Regions from separate parts of the Mus musculus genome. Here region 2 is linked to region 1. The links are chromatin loops, found by intact Hi-C in ENCODE. Cell type or tissue: heart. All regions are shown on one strand.

The links. Hi-C counts contacts between places; a loop is a spot of excess contacts. Peaks named below come from ENCODE experiments on the same cell type or tissue, not always from the same donor. Only the 100,000 strongest peaks of a DNase experiment are listed, where the experiment ranks them.
Region 2: a loop joins it to region 1, with 4 times the contacts of the local background. A loop is called at or near these places in 9 of 42 quality-filtered maps.

What each region holds. Positions count from the first base shown.
Region 1 is chr9:120,495,338-120,497,837 of GRCm38, forward strand. No RefSeq gene overlaps it. Among named protein-coding and RNA genes, the nearest start is that of Eif1b, 4.0 kb to the left of the region's middle. In heart, a CTCF peak has its summit at 1,536 (motif pointing left); a DNase peak (open chromatin) is centred at 1,554.
Region 2 is chr9:120,126,337-120,128,836 of GRCm38, forward strand. Rpsa (ribosomal protein SA) reads left to right here and starts at 1,430. Exons shown (of 7, transcript NM_011029.4): 1 at 1,430-1,494; 2 at 2,121-2,286. The coding sequence starts at 2,154. LOC115485682 (a small nucleolar RNA gene) reads left to right here and starts at 2,444; the gene lies at 2,444-2,500. In heart, no CTCF peak of the experiment used is centred here; a DNase peak (open chromatin) is centred at 1,355; H3K4me3 peaks cover 1,871 bases; H3K27ac peaks cover 2,382 bases.

The DNA of each region.
Region 1 (2,500 bases):
ATGCACTTTGTTTTCTTTGCTGAAACATTAGGAACATGAACTGTCTCTTCCCTGAAACCTCTAGGTTCATCAGCTTCAGAACAACAGGTAGAGAGAGCTGTTTGTCACCCTCAGTGTATCAAAATGCATTTAGCCAGAGGCAGTGCCCTGCAGGTGTGGGTGATGCTGTGTGTCTTCAGAGTGGAAGGCTTTAGGTTAGCACTCCTGGAGTTGAGTGCCAGGTGCTTCTGCCCAGCACAGTCTGGAGTAGACGGGCTCCTCTGCCTGTCAGCCTGGCATTCTGGAGGCCACCAGAGCAGCCTGCCCTGCCTACTGAAGGACTAGTGACAAGCTGTTCTCCTGAGGGGGTAGTGTCCATCACAGTAAAGGAACAGTTCCACCCCAGCCACGGTGGCAGTGCAGCTCCTGGGTCACCAGCTATCCTGCAGCTAGAGGAAGGAGTGGCTACAGCCCAGAAGTCAAGCAGTAGGTCACCCCAGCACATCTGTTCATCAAGCGAGATGTCTGCATAGCATCTGTATGAGTGAAGGGCAGTCTTCAGTGGCAGCGTGTTAAAAGTTCAGCAAGAGAACTGACTGGACAAGGCTTGTGATAAGAATCACTCTTATCCATCAGGATAGTGGGCATACAGAGTAGGGCAGAGGCCATGCAAGGGAGGCTCCACATGTTCCTCCAAGGAAGCAGTATGGAGTCGGGTTGGCACCAGAGGGGGCGGTGGGGGGGTTGCCAAGCTGTCCTTGGATGTTCTAGATCCCAGGCACCACGGGATGACAAGACTATGAGGATCAGATTGGTGAGTTCTACTCAACAGGAGTGGGTGGCTCACCTGTCTGGCTGACATCCTGATCGCTGCCGCCCCTAACTAGAGAGTAACCTACAAACTTCATGCAAGAAGCAGTTACAGACCTGGGTGTGGTGGTGGTACAAGCCTGTAATCCTAGCACTAGAGAAGCAGAAACAGAATGGAGGAGTTGAAGGCCAGCAGGGGATACTGGAAACCCTATCTCAACAAGGGATCACAGCTGTCAACTCGCAAAAAGGTTTAAGTTCTTGGGGAGTCTTTAAGTGCTCACAGGTTAGAGTACAGGGTAGCCCAGTTACCCTAGAGAGCTTGGAAGGGTCTCTAGAATGCTCCAGAAGAAAGCTGGCCTTTTTACCTCCAGTTTACTGTTAAACATACTTCTTACCTGAAAGCCATTCTTGAAGCCCTTTGGGCAAGACACGTGGTCTAAGGAGTGGAGACAGAATTGTTAGTCCATGTTAGTCATGACTGATGCTTTGGGGAGCAGGATGAAAACAGTATCCCTCGAAGTCTGAAAAGGGCCCTCCATCCTTGGTCACCAGGATGGAGTCTGAACAGATGAGAGCCATAGACTTGCTAGAGGCTAGGGATAGTTTATTTACAACAGGAAGAACAGTTTGAGTCTCTAGCAGCCCACTTGGTAGACCAAGAGTGTCAAAATGGAAAGGTTGGGTACCAGGGGGGAAATGCATTTAAACTGAGGCAGATTAAGGCTAGCAGTGGTCTATTAGCGCCCTCTTGTGGACACCTAGAAAACCATGGCTCCTGGCCAACACAAACAATCACCTTACAATCAGCCCTGTGGGCAGTTATCCACACTGATCTCAGCCCGTCCCTTTTACTGTCCATGAAAGCAGTCTTAACTTTCTGTCACTTGGGAGAACTGGTAGTGTTTATACAGCCTTATCCTCGGACTGTACACAGCCACAGCACATGCCACCAGGAAGTTAGTTCTGTGTCAACAGAGATATTTGCTTATGTCCTCTCGTGAGTGAATAAGCCAGAAAAAACCTGAGGCTTCTGCATTGTCAGTAGTGAGTACATACAGCCTGGACAGTCTATAACAGCACTCCCAGTGTATGGCTGGGGAGTGTGTGTGTGTGTGTGTGTGTGTGTGTACAGAGGAAGACTCATTCATTCGGGAACCCTCGGAGAATCAGGCTCTTCCACTTCCTGGAAATGACGCTCCAGGTGTTGGTTTCTCTGGATCCAGCAGTGCCGTACGAGGCGGTCCCTGGTTCAGGTATCCCCTGGAGAATCTTGAGAGGTGTTCTTTTACTATAGTAGTAACCCTGACAACAGGCCCTTTGGGCAGCTGTAGTTTACCAGGCCCTGGCCCTCCGGCTCCCTCTTGTCTTGCATTGTAAGGAAAGCAGTTGATGTCAGCACTCACAGCCGAGTCTTGCCCAGTTCCACGGGCATCAGATTCCATCCTTCTCCACATGAAGGCCAGCAGAGCTCCGCAGTTACCCCTCGCAAACACTCATTCTCCCTCAACCGTCATCCCACCCCCTTGAGTTCCTGCCTAGCATGCACAAGGGCCTGGGTTTGCCTCTTAACAAATACACATAAACTGACAAGAGGTGGGAAGAGAAGTTCAAGGCTATCCTCTGGTACATAGTGAGTGCAAGGCTAGCCCAGCACAGGGGAGACTGTGCGAAGGCAACCCTGACTCTGTCCCCTCTCACTACTGAATAC
Region 2 (2,500 bases), 370 kb before region 1:
AGGATTAAAGGCGTGCAATACCACGGCCCAGCAGCAGTTAGCTTTTCACCATCCTTTCTGTCTAGATAATACCCAAAGACAAATCCTACAGGGACAAGTATATGAACCCAGTGCTCACTTCTAAGCTGAAATAAGGTCATCTTGACTGCTTCAGCCTGGTACCAAGCGTGACCAAGGACAGCCGCAGGGAGCTAGGCCACTCTATTTTTTCTTTTTTTTAAAGACAGGGTTTCTCTGTGTAGCTTTGGCTGTCCTGGAACTCATTTTTGTAGATTAGACTAGCTTTCAACTCGTAGAGATCTGCTTGCCTCTGTCTCCTGAGTGCTGGCTAGGATTACAGGCATAGGCCACCACTACCTGACCTGAACATACCACTTAATAGATTTTAGAATATTCTGTTTTACTTAACAAGATATCTTGATACACATTCACGATGTGGCAAGTTAAATGCTTTGTTCTTTTTAGTTTTACCGTTTTATATTTATTTTTGAGACAGAGTATGACTATAGCTTCAAATTCATGGTCCTCTTGCCCCAGCAAGAACTGAAGAAACCCAGAGCCTTTCGATGTTAGTACTCTACCACGGAGCTGCACCCACACTCCTCTGGGTTTTTGATCTATTATTTTTGTTGTATGCATATATGGTTATCCTTCAGTATCTGTGGGATTTGTTCCAGAACCACCTATGGATGCCAAACCCATAGATGCTCAAGTCCCTAATATAAAATGGTCTGAGCTGGGCGTGGTGGCACACGCCTTTATTTAGCCCCGGCACTCCGGAGGCAGAGGCGGGCGGATTTCTGAGTTCGAGGCCAGCCTGGTCAATAAAGTGAGTTCCGGGACAGCCAGGGCTGTACAGAGAAACCCTGTCTCGAAAAACAAAACAAAACAAAAATAGTCTGGTATTTTCTAATAACCACAACCCTCCCACAGACTCCAAGTCATCTCTAGATTACTTGAGACATGGAATACAGTAATAAACGCTTTGTAAATAGATGACGCATCCAAATTTCTCCCTGCTCCCTTCAACACTTTTGTAATATCTTACTGGGTAACTACTATTTTGTAGTTCTCAAATGTAGGAAGGAGCCAGTACCAGAGGGGCAGGCGGGTGTGTGCTCCTGGAGTTAATCCTGACATAGGTGGCCCAGCTTGAAGCCTATTCGTCACTCAGCGGACCAAAAGCTACGGACTTTCCACGCTCGCTCCCCCCCCCCCACTCCCCCCCCTCGCCCCAGCTACTTCCGGCCTGGGGTCTGTGCAGCGACTGCAGCCGCGCAGGCGCGGGCCACTTTAACTTCCGCTCCGCGCGCGCTACAGCGGGCCCACTCACTGAATCTGCGCGTGCGCCAGAGGCTTTTTCCGGAGCGGAAGTTCTCCCTTTTTGCTTAGCCTGCTTTGCCATTGGCTGGCTGTGGGTTATTTAAGGACGTCATTTCCGGCCGCCCGTCCTTTCGCGCTACCCGGGGACGGGTCCATACGGCGTTGTTCTTGGTGAGTCTCACGTGGAGCCCTCGGCGTCTCCGGACGCCGCGGGACGCGCGCTTACTAGCTTCCCGCGCCATGGGTGGGCGCGGAGGGCGCCGAGGCTGCGTGTGCCGGGGCGGCTTGGCTCCTGGCGGCAGCGCCACGTGCTGGCCCGCAGTTAGGTGGGGCGGGCGCCACTGCGGGGCCCTTCTGCGGTTCGCGCCACGCTCGAGGGCCCTGTCGGCAAGATGCTGGGAAAAGTGCTTGTGAGGCGCATGGAGATGGGACGGGAACTGCCGGCCAGTCTCGAAATACAACTCCCGAAGCACCCCGATCATGGCCGCCTTTGCGCAACTCTCGGTGCAAAGAAGCAGCTATACTTAAGTAGCTATCCTGTAGTCAGTGTGCCTGCGGAGGCGCTAACTTCAACTGTCCAGTTTTTCTATATGTGCTCTGCTGACAAAGTCACTTTCCTTAGTGACTAGGTGGCCAGAAAAATCGAAAGGCAAGGAGGAATAAGAACACAACCCATTTCAGCTCAGATGATGTGCTGCGCCTAGTGGCATACGCCTTTAGTCCCCCTCTCAGGAGGCAGGGCAATCTTGTGAGTTCTAGTGTCAGAAGAAAAAAGATGAATTTTATTCCTTTTTTAGATTCCCATCGTAACTTAAAGGGAAACTTACACAATGTCCGGAGCCCTTGACGTCCTGCAGATGAAGGAGGAGGATGTCCTCAAATTCCTTGCTGCGGGAACCCACTTAGGTGGCACCAACCTTGACTTTCAGATGGAGCAGTACATCTACAAAAGGAAAAGTGACGGTCAGTTGCCACCTGTGATAGTCAGTTCCTGACTATGGTGCTCTAATGGGTATAGTGCCTGGTAACTGAATGGTTGGTGTTGGAGTGCTACTCTGGCTTGTGATGTAACTAAGAGGATGTGTGGGAAGGGGCCAGAGGTCATGGAGGACTGACTGACCCTGCACACTATTAAAGCTCAGAGTGGAGGCCAGTCTTGGCCAGTGAACTTCTGAGT